Regions from separate parts of the Homo sapiens genome. Here all the other regions are linked to region 4. Evidence: chromatin contacts called from ENCODE Hi-C or POLR2A ChIA-PET data. All regions are on one chromosome and are shown on one strand. Each heading gives the region's core, a stretch centred on a gene start or an enhancer-like site at or near the end of the contact. The rest is flanking DNA. Distances are from core to core; before and after follow the strand shown. Region 1 overlaps LARGE1 (LARGE xylosyl- and glucuronyltransferase 1). Region 2 overlaps LARGE1 (LARGE xylosyl- and glucuronyltransferase 1). Region 3 overlaps LARGE1 (LARGE xylosyl- and glucuronyltransferase 1). Region 4 holds the start of LARGE1-AS1 (LARGE1 antisense RNA 1).

Region 1 (3,236 bases), core at 82-2,581, 260 kb before region 4:
TCCGGGATACATGTGCAGGACATGCAGGTTTGTTACATGGTAAACATGTGCCACAGTGGTTTGCTGCACAGATCAACCCATCACTTAGCTATTAAGCCCAGCATCCATTAGCTACTCTTACTGATGCTCTCCCTCCCCTGCCAACTCCCCAACAGGCCCCAGTGTGTGTTGTTCCCCTACTTGTGTCCATGTGCTCATTGTTCAGCTTCCACTTATGAGTGAGAACATGCGATTTTTGGTTTTCTTTTCCTGTGTTACTCTGCTGAGGATAATGGCTTCCAGCTTCATCCATGTTCATGCAAAGGACATTGTCTCATTCCTTTTTATGGCTGCATAGTATTCCATGGTGTATATGTACCATATTTTCTTTATTGAATCTATCACTGATGGGCATCTGGGTTGATTCCAGTCTTTGCTATTGGGAATAGTGCTGCAATAAACATATGTGTGCATGTATCTTTGTAACAGAATGATTTATATTCCTTTGGGTTTTCAGCATTTTTAAAAACAGCCACTCCCATGGGATTCTCATGTGTAATGAAGGTTGAGAAATGCTGGCTGAGGCATTTCCCCAGACTCTCTAGATTCAAAGGAAGTCTTAGCATTGCCACACTTAATTATAGTATTGCTCTGACCCTGCACTCCATTTCCCTTACACAAGCCTCTACTGTATTCTCTCAGCAGCTTCCATCATGTGACCCAGACCCACATGATTTCCTGGTATTGTAGCTCCTCCAAGCATAGGGCCTGCTTTGCTCCTCGGCATCGCCCTGCTTCCTGGAAGACAGTCTCCTTCAAAAGCAGTTCCCTTCTAGCCCAGCTGCCTGACTATCCAGCTTCTCCGGTTTCTGGTTCCTTTCTCTTGACCAATCACAGGTCACCTTATTCCAATATATGTTTCAATTTTTCATTCTCCATATGAGACTATATTCATTTAGCAATTTGTAATTTTTGTTAGAAAATGCCCTCCTTTTAATTAACATAAAGATTTCACACCCTCATTCAATGCCAAATATCTAATATCATTTGATATTTCAAAGTAAATTAAATATTGCAGCCAAAGTCATTTTAGAAAAATTTAGAAAACTCAGTTTGATCTTAAAAGTTAATTTTGATCATGAGATGTCCACAGGAGAGCTGAGTCTGCCAACGTGTCATCAGCTTTTCTTTTCTAGGCAGTTTATAAGTCACAGCAAGACACAGGTCCAGGCTGAGCCATTTTCTTAAGTTTCAAAAGCATGGAATCAGATTTGCTGTGGGAAGGAAAATGGCAATGATGACACACAAAGGCTGCTCGCTTTTTATGAGGTACACAGGGAATGTTTTGCCCCAAAATTCCCCTAAGTGATTTTCTGGAAGTTATCTTTGGCAACCAAAGCACACTTGAGTTCCAGCAAAGGCCCTGGAGACAGATCTTCTGACAAAGATGGAAGAACAGTTAAAAAAAAAAAAAAAAAAAGGAGAGTTCCTCACTAGCTTCTAAAAAGAATTTGCAACTACAGTGCCAGGGAAAGAGGCCTGGATTCACTGCACCATAATAGGCTGAATGAGATCTGACTTTTGTCTTCCATAAAATCATTTCCAAGAACGTTAGCTTAAAGAGCTTCATTAAGTCAAGAAAATGAAGACATTTTTAGCACCAATTTGCTGTACCTATACCTGGGTTTAGACTACAAATGCTTGAAGTGTGTTCTAACGAGCAATGATACCAGTTTTTGTCTTTTGAAACTTCAGGTTCAATGATTTCAAAGCTTCAAATGTTTTGTTGTGTGTGTGTGTGTGTGTGTTTTTTTTTTTTTTTTTTGCCAAATATGCTAAGTTTTGAAAGTTGGAGGCAGTTGGTCTTTGAACTGCTGTTACCATGGTGGGGCAACCATGTCTTCCTGCTTCTATAACTGGCCCGTCATATACTCAAGGAGTCTGAGTATGGACAAAAGGGCTTTGTTAGTAGCATTCAAATCGTCACCAACCAAGGCCAAAAAAGATAATGTATTTAGTGCTCTGTTTCCTAGAAAAATGGAAGGACTTGACAGCAGAGTGAAGGTCTTCTCTTAGATCACCAGGTGGTTTAGAAAACCGTCATTGGAGGGTAATGATAACAGTGTATACTAGAAAAGGTGAATAGATATTCACCGCAAATCCTGACAATTGATCTGTGTGTGAGAGCACAATAAATTCACATTCCAGTCATCTTTGAAGAGCCTCTGCCCCCAGTTAGCCCCTAAACTTCAATCACTTTTACACAGCCTTGAAGGCATCACCAGCGTTAGTGACGGTCTCCAATGGTTGAGTCTGAGAAAGCATCCTTTCTCCTTCCCCAGTTTCTTGAGTCCTATTTCATACATATGCAATAGTTGGACACAATCCCCTTTGTTGGTAGATTCATCAAAACTAAAAGCTAAACAACCATAACGATTTTATCCTTTGCAAAGCATCAACTGAGTGTCCTCAATGTGGCTATTTACTATAAAATCAAATGCAGAAATACTATAGAATTTCTTAATTTTCTCTTTAGCAGCACTCAAGATGAAAGATTTCATAAGTGTTTTTTCCACTGATTTAATTTTTTAAAACCTTTGCAATAAATGTGTTATTTGATATGAAATATTCATAGCCCTTATAAAATCCCACTAAAATGTTCCAAGAGTGAGGCGAATCACACGTGCTAAGAATCATATTTTACAGTAAAAATTTTTAATGAGGTTTGATTTTTTTTTTTGTAGCTAAAATCTTGTTCAAATCAGAAGACCCACATGGGATGATTTTTTAGCAAAGATTTTCAATTTTATTTTGCATTCATCATACTGAGTATGTTGAAAACTATCCTTTTCTCACTTTGTGAATCTATACTTGCTGTAAGCCTCAAACTGTCATTCTGGTTGGCCATATTTATTACCAAAAAAGGTTCTATGATTTTTTTTTTTTTTTTGAGCCAGGGTCTCGCTCTGTTGCCCAGGCTGGAGTACAGGGGCTCAGTCTTGGCTCACTGCGACCTCCACCTCCCAGGTTCAAGCGATTCCCTTGCCTCAGCCTCCCAAGTAGCTGGGATTACAGGCGCGCCACCATGCTTGGCTAATTTTTGCATTTTTAGTAGAGACGGGGTTTCACCATGTTGGCCAGCCTGTTCCTCGAACTCCTGACCTCAAGTGATCCATCTGCCTCAGCCTCCCAAAGTGCTGGGATTACAGATGTGAGCTTCCGCACCTGGCATTTCTGTGATTTTTTTTTTTTAAATG
Region 2 (3,088 bases), core at 187-2,686, 320 kb before region 4:
CCCTCCTGCCCATACCTTGAGCTCGTCTGCATTGTAGAAGTCCACACGCACAGCGGGCACCATCCAGGTCTGGAAGAGCGTGGCCAGGATCTGCTCCGCAATGGAGTCAGCAATAAGGTGGAAGTGCAGAGGGTTCCGTCTGTGGGGAGTGTGAGAAGGAAGGGTCAGGTGGAGAGGTACGGCTCTTTGAATTACAGCTGCAAAAACACACTCTTCACAGTTCCTACGGTGGGGCACGTTTCTAACGGCAATTGTGAAAGTAAATCTGGAATGTTACGAAAACAGTGCTCACTGGTGAGGCTGCAGGAGCTGAAAAGGAGAGAAGTCATCTCACCCAACCTCTGTGACTCAGAGAAGTGACAACCAACCACCAATCACTACTGACACCCAATTCAGGCCAAACGCCATACCTGTTATTAGGATTCATTTTTTTCTGAAAGCCGTAAGTAGAGCATGTGTTAACAATTTGGTCAACCTTTATATCTGACTTATCAGCCTTAACGCAGAAACACAACAATGTAGTGTAAGTTTTTTAGACTGGCTGCAGGCGGCTGGCAAGAGACTTCTCCAATAGCACAGTGTAAGTTCTGTCTTCTGCTTGTTCCTCTCCAAAAGAAAACCAGGCTTTAAGATGGAGTCATCGGGAGCTCCCATCACCCAGTAACAGCCTGTCCTCACTTTTAATATTTCTATAGCTTTTGTTCATCTGAAATAGACCACTTCCAGGTTGTATACTAAGCCAATGGCCTCCAGCCTCTACTGAAAGCTTTGGTGGCCAGAACTCAGACCAAAGTGGATTCTGTGCCAACCAAGCGGTTACTTTAATACTTTTGATAATAAAATCAGATTCTGGTGGCAAACAACTTCATTATGCCCTGAACACTTTCAGTTAGGAGCTGAGATGTCTGATGTTGCTTTTACTGAGGCAGCACCCGAAATACCAAGGAGCATTACGCAAGGGCAAAACTTCCGGAGTTAAATGGAAACAGGTTCCAAACCCAGGTCTGAAATGTATGAGTGGGAATCTTGAGCATGTCACTTACCCCTCTGCACTGCTATTTCTACATTCTGGAAAATGTGGAGAAAGACCTTCTCATCAGGCTGCTGTGTTGATTAAATAAAATAAGAAGTGCAAAATACGGCACATCAAAAATAAACATGGGATAATAATCAATAGCAGATGCGCCCTACTGGCTAGATACAAAGCAATACGTCAGTCAAGAACTACTAGCATAAATACTATTGTGCTACTACAAATAATGACATAAAGCGTAATGCCATGAATGAGTACCTACTAGAAATAAAGCACTGTGGGAAATACAAAGATGAGAATGACCCGGCCCGCTGACCTCAAAGAGCTCATACTGCTCAGAGACAGACGAGCGCAGTTAAATATAAGCACGGGGCGGAATGTGATAAGGACTACAAAAGAACACAAAGTTCCACGGGAGTAAGAGCAGCAGCCAATTCTGACAGGGTCAGAAGGACGTGTAAGAGGAGAGGGAAGCTGTGCCCTAAAGGGAAATGCAGGACTTTGACAAGAGAAGAAGGCAGAGGGGATGCAATCTGAGGAGAGCAACAGACAAAGGCTGGGCCCAGGGTGTATTAGGAGTGGGGGCCGGGGGCGGAGGGGCTTAGTAGGGCTCCAGGGTTGGAGCAGAGAAGGACATGAGAATGCAATGAAAGTTTAATTAAAACAGTTTGGACAGGGCACGGCGGCTCACGCCTGTAATCCCAGCACTTTGGGAGGCCAAGGTGGGTAGATAATGAGATCAGGAGATCGAGACCATCCTGGGTAACACAGTGAAACCCCATCTCTACTAAAAACACAAAAAATTAGCCTGGTGTGGTGGCACATGCCTGTAGTCCCAGCTACTTGGGAGGCTGAGGCAGGAAAATTGCTTGAATCTGGGTGGTGGAGGTTGCAGTGAGCCGAGATTGCACGACTGCACTCCAGCCTGGGTGATGGAGCGAGACCCCATCACAAAATAAATAAATAAAATAAAATGAAATAAAATAAAATAAAATAAAAATTAACAGACTAGACTTCAGGGAGGTGTGGGGGGCAGGATGACTGGCCTTTTAGCTCTCGGCCGTCGGCATGGTCACTCCCCACACCTGTCCTATGTTCCAGACATACAGACCATCTCTCAGTTTCCCGCCCCCTACCCCGTGCTCTCTCTCCACCCTGGGCCTTATCATATTTAGCTTGCTCTGCAGGCATCTGTCCCGCAGTTGCTCATTCAATAAATCCTCACTGAGTACACCCTATTTGTCAGGGGATGAGCTGGATGCTGGGGACACAGTGGTGAGTCAGACATACCCACACTGCCCCTGCTGTCATGGAGCTCACAGTCTTGCCCACCCTGCACCTCCACATTCAGCACTTGGTTATCTCTTAGTCTGCCTTAGGACCGCCATCATTTGCTCCTAGGATCCTTTCCTGACTACCCACATCTAGGTCAGGGGTCCTTCCTAACTGTTATCCCAGCCATACGTACCGGCCTACTCATCCTTATGTAGTGGTTGCCTGTCTACTTGTCTACACCCCCCATGTGAGCTCAGCAAGCTCAAGGATCACATCAGATACATTCAAATAGACAGGCCCATGATCTACAGCACAGTGCCTAGAAGAGAGTAGGAGTTGAATCAATGAACTGAATGGATAGATGGGAGATGAGGGGAACAGATGTAGACATGTCATTTAGGAGATCATTAGACTTGGTGGATGTGAAATGAGAATCCGATTAAGACAGTGTTGGCCAGGTGCCGTGGCTCATACCCGTAATCCTAGCACTTTGGGAGGCCGAGGTGGGCGGATCACCTGAGGTCACGAGTTTGAGTCCAGCCTGACCAACATGGCGAAACCCTGTCTCTACTAAAAATACAAAATTAGCCAGGCGTGGTGGCAGATGCCTGTAATTCCAGCTACTTGGGAGGTTGAGGCAGGAGCAGCACTTGAACCTGGGAGGCAGAGGTTGCTGTGAGCCAAGATCGTGCCATTGCACTCCAGCCTGGGCAACAAGAGCAAAACTGCATCTCAAAAAAAAAAAAAAAAAAAAAAAGTGTCTATCCCAGGAAGAGCAAC
Region 3 (3,227 bases), core at 360-2,859, 380 kb before region 4:
CAGCCACCATGCTTGGCACGGCCACACAAAGTAACTCAATGAAGGGGAAGGCCACTGGAGGACAAGGAAGCCGTCTACAAGAGATTACTCACTGCCCCTTCCAGCAAATGGGTTCTAGAAAATGAGCTTCTGATCTCCTCTCTGATTGCTGGCAAGTTTGCTGAATTTCAGAATGCTTAATACAGAGTTAAAAGGCATTTTAGGATATCTTCCAGTCCAGTGTTTTTGAAACTAGGGTTTGTAACACATTTGAAGGTTGTGAAAATAATTCAGTGGATCTGAGCAAGCATTTTAAAAATTAAAATACATTAAATAGATTAGAAAAGAAATATAAAAATTCACTGAACATAGTAAGGTCAAGTATTGTTTTACGAAAATATTGTTTTAATTGCTCATCTGCATATATGTGTGTATATATGCCTGTATAAACATACATACACACATATGTCTTTTGGATTGTGATGAAAAATGTATTTCTGACTGTAGGATACAATCAAAAAAGTGTGAAAAGTATGGTTGGCCCTACATCTGCACTTCATAGATTCTTTGTCAAAATTTTCTGATTAAAAGAAAAAAAAAAAGGCAAGTCCTGGTAACAGAATCCTGCCAGCTCTTTTAATAAAAGAACTGGTAAATAAATTCCCCATGCCCATGGGCATCCGCACTTCACACTCATCTTATCACCAACCCTGAGGACTGGATGTTCTTTTATTAAAGGAGCCAGTGGGATTCCACATAGGCCCAATGGGGTAAATAACTTGCTCAAACATATCCTGTTCTATTAGCTAGGCTGGCTTGACAAACTTATGTGGAAAGTTCCTTAAATAGCCTACAATGCAATTTCCTTTAGATTGTCACAATCAAGATCAGAATATCTAGAAATGATCTAATTAAATCCTCCAAACTTTTTTTTTTTTTTTTGAGACAGGGTCTCGCTCCACTACCTATACTGGAGTGCAGTGACACGATCACAGCTCACTGCAGCCTCAAATTTTCCAGGTTCAGGTGATCCTCCCACCTCAGCCTACCAAGTAGCTGGGACCACACCCACCTGGCTAATTTTTGTATTTTTTTGTAGAGAAGAGGTCTTGCTATGTTGCCCAGGCTGGTCTCAAATTCCTAGGCTCAAATGATCCACCTGCCTTGCCCTCCCAAAGCGCTGGGATTACAGGTGTGAGCCACTGCACCCGGCCCTCTAATCTCTTAAGATGTGTAGTAATAAGACAAAATATGGGCTTTGAAGTTCTTCTGACCCGGGATAAAATTCCCAGCTCTACTGACCATGTGACCTCAGATGCCTGTGGGGGCTCAGGTCCTTCATCTGCACCACTGGCAGTGGCCTGGTGCACGGGGGCCAGTCCCTTTTACCCTGTGGAGGCCTGCAAAAAATAGGAGCTTGGTGTACATTAACAGCTCCTGCCTTCTACTCCCCTTCTCTTTCTATGAATATTTGCAGAGAAGTTAAAAAGTAACCACATTGCCAACTACACTAATGAGTCAAGGAGAAGGACTGCTGAGAAAATGGCATTTCTCCTCCTTCGACAAAAACAACAGAGCCATGTGAACCTCCATTCTGTGACTGGGGCGCCAAGAGGCCGGGCCTTGCCAAGTCCCCCCCTGTGCTGTTTGCTAGTGAAGAGTTTGGAGTTGACTAAGTGCCAACCTCAGCTCGGCTGTGTGTGCTTGATCCTATGACCAGCCCAGCCCTGACCTTTTCTGGTATTTATGATGTTGGATTGGATTTTGATCACTGTTTGAGCTCTTGACACAAAATAAACAGGATGACCCTTTTCCCTGGGAGGGACAAGTGCCAGGATTTTAATCCCGTCTCCAAACACTCCTCCCAAACAGTACCCTGCCCCACTGCCCCCATGGCAAAACAACCAAGACACAGTGTCTCTTTTGTTGCAGTAGCCAGCAGATCCTGGGATAGCAACCTTAGGGCAGTGAATCTCAACCCTGGCCACACTTCAGCATTATGTAGGGAGCTTTCAAAAATACGGCAGGCCACTGCCCATACCAGAGGTTCTGACTTGGCTGATATGGGGTAGACCTGGGCATCATTATTCTTCACGTGCTCCCCAGATGATTATAACTTAAAGGCAGTGTTGACAACAACTGCACTCAGAGAAGAGAAGGTGCCCAGTTTTCCTATAAAGTATGGCAGACGGGCACAGCGGCTCACACCAGTAATCCCAGCACTTTGAGAGGCGGAGGTAGGCGGATTGCTTGAGCACAGGAGTTCAAGACCAGCTTGGGCAACGTGGCAAAACCCCATCTCTATTAAAAAAAAATATAAAAATTAGCCAGGTGTGGTGGTGCACACCTGTAGTTACAGCTACTCATGGTGGCTGGGGTGGTGGGTTGCGGGGGGGGGGGGGCGGGGGGCGGGTTGCAGGGGGAGAATCACCCAAGCCCAAGAGATTGAGGCTGTAGTGAGCCGTGATTGTGCCACTGCACTCCAGCCTGGGCTATAGAGCAAGACCCTGTCTCAAAAAAAGTGGGGGAAAAAAAGAAAAAAAAAAAAAAAGAAAATATGGCAGGGAGAGGTTAATTGGATCACCAAGATTACGGAGCCGGGGCTGGGACTTGAACACAGGGCAAGCCGACTTTTTGACTTTTATGTTTTAGCATAACAAAGAAAAATGGTTGTGATGCAAAGTTAAGACGAAAAAGACTGGTATACAAACAGGATTATATTATGATCCCAATTTTATAAAAGAATCCATCCTATATGCACAGAAAAGCATCTGAAATATTAACAATAGCTGACTGTAGGTAGTAGAAATATACACAATTGAGTTTCATTCTTTACCTTTGTGCTGATACGGACATGCATTGTTTTATTCATGACACACATGTATAAAGTGGATCAGTCTGGAGAACCTTAATGATGCCTCCAGCAGAGCAATCCATTCTTGAAAAGGTCTAGTCAATTCTTGTTTTTTCCTTCACTATTACAATGAGGCCCAGAGGGTCTTTTTGTGCTGACTGCCCTCATCCTGTCTGGAGTCATCGTCTTACTGTTCTACAAGGAAAACACATTTTCTTTCCAAAAATTAAAAAAAAAAAAAAAAGGCAGTGCTGATGTCATGGGATATCAGGGTATCTCTAAAATCTTAAGTCAAGGAAACAAACATTTGGGGTTGAGCCCCTACTGTACGTGTCTATGAGAAACATTAAGAGCTATTCAAGGCTGGGTGCAGTGGCTCATGTCTATAATCCCA
Region 4 (3,372 bases), core at 735-3,234:
TAAATTTCAAACAGGCAAGGACAGGCTTGTACAACTGAGGTTCCTTAAGAGGAACATTTAAAAGAGGATAAGGCAATGAACAAAATAACTTGAGGATACACAAACTTTGGAGTCCTCACTCCAAAACTTCAAAAGCAGTGACATTTACAAGAATGTCTGGATAGCTATACACTGATCACTCCTCACAAGCAGCTTTGACTAACAGGAAGGACATGCTGGCTGGGCTTCCCCCCTACAGATAGCAATGCCAACCAACCACTCTGTCCTAAAGAGGGACTCGCAAGCTGTGGCTGCTCGCCCCCAAATTGCGCAGGACTGTCTGCAAGAAGGAACAAGAAAAGTTATTCACAGCATCACACCACGAAAGGTAGTTGCGTACCGCCCAACAGGGCCCTCTCCAAACACGGCAGGCTCCGCGAACCACAGGTGCTCACCGCTAACAAGAGGGCCGGGGGTGCGGGTATCGGTCACATGCCCTCGTGGTGTTAACCAGAAACTCCTCCTGGCTCGCTCCCTGCCAGCAGCCTGTGTGCCCAGAAGCCGAGCAGGCCCTGAGGGGGTCCTGGGGACTTCGGAGACTGGGGGCTTCCACCTCCAGCCTCTCCAGGGCTCCCGGCCGGGGCAGCAGAGGGTGTGCCCGGCCTCCCCGCCGGCATCCCGAGTACAGGGGGTACCAGCCACAGGTTCGGAGAACTTGTCCGGCGCTACACACCACGGCGCCCCCGCGGCGACTCTCGCGCTCCGGGGCTCTTACCTTGGCCGTGACTGCCGCCAGGCAGAGGGAGACACGGAAGAACAGGGTGGCGCGGCGGCGCCGCCGCCTACGAGGCGCAGGGGGTCCGGGTCAGGGTCCCGGCAGGCGCTGCCCTACTCGGAGCGGCGGTGCCAAGCACAGAGTTCGGGACTGCCCCCGGCTCCAAATGCCGCGGCGAGGGTCCGGGTCCCCCAAGCTGAGCACTGTCCCTTCTTCCTCTTCCTCCGGGGCCGCTGCCTGGAGCTGCTCCCGGCCCGGGGGACTCTTCCGAGCCAGGGGCGCCCCGCATGGGCAGGGGCCTGGGTCAGCCTCGGGTTGGGTCCAGGGAGCGACCGCCGGGGCCGACTCCACCTCCCGCGCTCCAAGCCGATTCGTCCCTTCAGGGCAGGGCCTGCCCGCGAACAGCCCGGCGAGACGAGCGCGGCCGCGCCCCCAGCTTCGGGCGCCCGGGCTCCGGCGCGGCGGCGGGGCAGGAGCAGACTGGCCGGGCCGGGCGCCGAACGCGGCGGCGCGGGGGGGGCTGCAACCGGCCGCGGCGCGCTCTCCCCCAGGGCCTGCGCCGCCCGCCCGCGGCTCCGCGGGAAAGAAGCGCCGGAAAAGGCCTCGCCCCGGCCTGGGGCGCGGGGCCGGGGGCGCGGGGCTAGGGGAGGCGCCCCGGGAAGGTCACGGGAGCGGAGGCGCGGCGAGTGGATCGCGGCGCGGTGGGTGCGGGGAGCCGAGGCGGGCGGCCCCCGCCGCCGGGAGCGCTCGCCGGCCTTGGCCGCCGCCGCCGCCTCCGAGATGCGCCGGCTTCCCGGAGCGCCCGGCGCTCGGAGCTGGGCGGCCGCTGCAGCCGCCGCGGGCAGCCGGGCGCCGCTGGCCGGAGCCGGCGCGCGATCCCCGCCTCCCGCGCCCGGCCAGGAGTGGGCCGCCGCGCGGGAACCGGCAGGGGCGGGCGCTGGGGTCCGGGCTCCGGGCTGGCCCCGCCGCCTCCGCGTGCCCAGAGCGCCGGACTCGCTCAGCAGCTGCAGTGACTGTGTGTCTGTGTCATGTCTGTGCAGCCGGGGGGGACCGCGAGCCGGGGCTGGGTTCCGAGCGGGGGCGGGGCCGGCGCCCGCGTCGGCGCCCGCCCCCGACCCCGTGACCGAGCGGCCGGCCAATGGCAAGCGCCGCAGCCGCGCGGACCGAGAGTTCGCCCCCGCACAGGCTCCGCCCCCCGGCGAGACTCCGCCCCGGTGCTTCTTCAGCTCGCTGGCTGGCAGGCAGGCGGAAGCAACACCCGGAGCCGGGATCCCGGGCCGGGTCGGGATGAAAGGGTGCAAGCTGGGAGCTCCCCGCCCTTCTTCCCCCAACCCCGGCGGCTCCCGGCCGCCTCGGGCTTGGCGTGCCTCGCGGAAAAAGGGGGAAGGGAAGCGGGACGGGCCCGCAGCTGCCGTGGTAGAGAGGCTCGCAGGCTTGCAGGACCATGCAGCCTGCTCCCCAAATTGCACAAAACAGCCGTCGTGAGAAGTAGGAAGTTTCCCCGCCTCGGGTCGCAGCTTCTCTCGGAGGTGGGCATGCTGTGGGGCAGCCGGAGTCTGTGAGGAGCCCCGCCGAAGGGCTCTGACGGCATCTTTCTGGGATCGGTATCCAAGAATCCTGTCCAAGGCTTCCTCTTCCTCTGAGGAAACTACATTTCTTTTTCCTCCACCCCAAACACACACCCCATGCACGCACAACACGCCCCTCCCCTGCTGATTTTATTCTCGCTCTTTCCCTCTTGGCATAAGAACCCGGCGCGCAACATCCCTTGAATGGACTTCCAGCCTCCCAGTTCTAGGGACCAGGGTGGGGGTACGGAGAGTCCTCCCGAGCCACAGGAGAAGTGGGTGAAATGGGTCGGGGCACAGGAGCGGGGGTGTGAGAATGGATGGAAGGAGGATGCCCTCGAGAGAAGACCCAGAGGAGGCGAAAGCAGAGAGGCAGGGAGAGAAAGAGGACGCCGAGAGCTGCACAACTCGGACTCGGAGACCGGAGCTCCGGGCGCGCGATCCAGCTCCCGGGTTTTTCCGCAGCTCGGTCCCAGGGCTTCTGGGGTCCCCTTCCCCCCGGGTCTCCACCTCTCCCCAGCCGGGCGGGCCGCCGGGTCTTTGCCTTCCCTCTGCGCGCCTCTCCGCTCTCCAGGACTCGAGCGAGGCAGCGGGAAGCCCACCCTAGTTCTTGGAAGGGGCAGGGGAAGGATGGGCTGGGGAGGGGGCGCGCGGGAAAGGGCCGCCGAGCTTGGGTTGCCCAGCTGACCCCACTCCTCGAGGTCGGGCTGGGGGGGTGGGGCGGCAAGGGCTTCGGAGGCTTGGCCCCTGCTTGGCTCCGGACCTGGCTCCCGCCTCGGTAACCACACTCTCGGCCTTTGGCTTTACCGAGCTGGGACCCTTCTCCCATCCCCCTTCCCTCCAGCCTCGTGAAACAACGACCCCCACCAGCAGCAGCAGCGCCCGCTTTGCCCCGGCTCCGGAGCGCTGTTTACCTAATCTCAGCGGCTGACCGAGCCCAGCAGAATGCGAAAGGGAGGCAGCGGTGGTACAGCAGCGTCCCCGGCGAAGAAGTAAAAGACGTTTGCTTTGGAGCTTCGGGATAAGTTAACTGCGAAGCTGGGGTCCTGC

Evidence for each region. Hi-C counts contacts between places; a loop is a spot of excess contacts on that map. ChIA-PET counts read pairs that join two places held with the same protein, here RNA polymerase II (POLR2A). Pooled maps may share reads with other maps.
Region 1: a map of heart right ventricle shows a loop between it and region 4 (4-fold over the local background). The contact joins the enhancer-like site here to the promoter of LARGE1-AS1 in region 4. A Hi-C loop is called at or near these places in 17 of 168 maps with a recorded cell type or tissue (Right ventricle myocardium inferior, Right ventricle myocardium superior, aorta and 8 more), 2 of 37 single-sample maps with no recorded cell type and 27 of 50 pooled maps. POLR2A ChIA-PET finds 5 or more read pairs at or near these places in 1 of 52 experiments (Panc1).
Region 2: a loop to region 4 is called in a pooled map of heart left ventricle, with 6 times the contacts of the local background. The contact joins the enhancer-like site here to the promoter of LARGE1-AS1 in region 4. A Hi-C loop is called at or near these places in 3 of 168 maps with a recorded cell type or tissue (heart left ventricle and heart right ventricle) and 4 of 50 pooled maps. POLR2A ChIA-PET finds 5 or more read pairs at or near these places in 2 of 52 experiments (AG04450 and OCI-LY7).
Region 3: a loop to region 4 is called in a map of vagina, with 2.8 times the contacts of the local background. The contact joins the enhancer-like site here to the promoter of LARGE1-AS1 in region 4. A Hi-C loop is called at or near these places in 1 of 168 maps with a recorded cell type or tissue (vagina) and 3 of 50 pooled maps. POLR2A ChIA-PET finds 5 or more read pairs at or near these places in 2 of 52 experiments (AG04449 and GM10248).

What each region holds. Positions count from the first base shown.
Region 1 is chr22:33,658,305-33,661,540 of GRCh38, forward strand. The region is part of intron 2 of LARGE1 (LARGE xylosyl- and glucuronyltransferase 1); the gene reads right to left. Among named protein-coding and RNA genes, the nearest start is that of SNORA50B, 45 kb to the right of the region's middle. Within about 2 kb of position 1,332, at least 10 of the 41 ENCODE cell types and tissues checked have a DNase peak (open chromatin) inside an H3K27ac peak, as active enhancers do; they include heart right ventricle, ovary and prostate gland, where a contact is called at or near this core.
Region 2 is chr22:33,604,420-33,607,507 of GRCh38, forward strand. It overlaps LARGE1 (LARGE xylosyl- and glucuronyltransferase 1), which reads right to left. Exons shown (of 15, transcript NM_133642.5): 5 at 16-139. Among named protein-coding and RNA genes, the nearest start is that of SNORA50B, 99 kb to the right of the region's middle. Within about 2 kb of position 1,437, at least 3 of the 41 ENCODE cell types and tissues checked have a DNase peak (open chromatin) inside an H3K27ac peak, as active enhancers do; they include heart right ventricle, where a contact is called at or near this core.
Region 3 is chr22:33,538,687-33,541,913 of GRCh38, forward strand. All of the region lies in intron 6 of LARGE1 (LARGE xylosyl- and glucuronyltransferase 1), which reads right to left. Among named protein-coding and RNA genes, the nearest start is that of MIR4764, 100 kb to the left of the region's middle. Within about 2 kb of position 1,610, at least 17 of the 41 ENCODE cell types and tissues checked have a DNase peak (open chromatin) inside an H3K27ac peak, as active enhancers do.
Region 4 is chr22:33,919,241-33,922,612 of GRCh38, forward strand. LARGE1-AS1 (LARGE1 antisense RNA 1) reads left to right here and starts at 1,985. Exons shown (of 2, transcript XR_001755630.2): 1 at 1,985-2,283; 2 at 3,167-3,372. LARGE1 (LARGE xylosyl- and glucuronyltransferase 1) reads right to left here and starts at 1,236. Exons shown (of 15, transcript NM_133642.5): 1 at 755-1,236. RefSeq lists silencers at 764-863, 1,134-1,283, 1,604-2,103.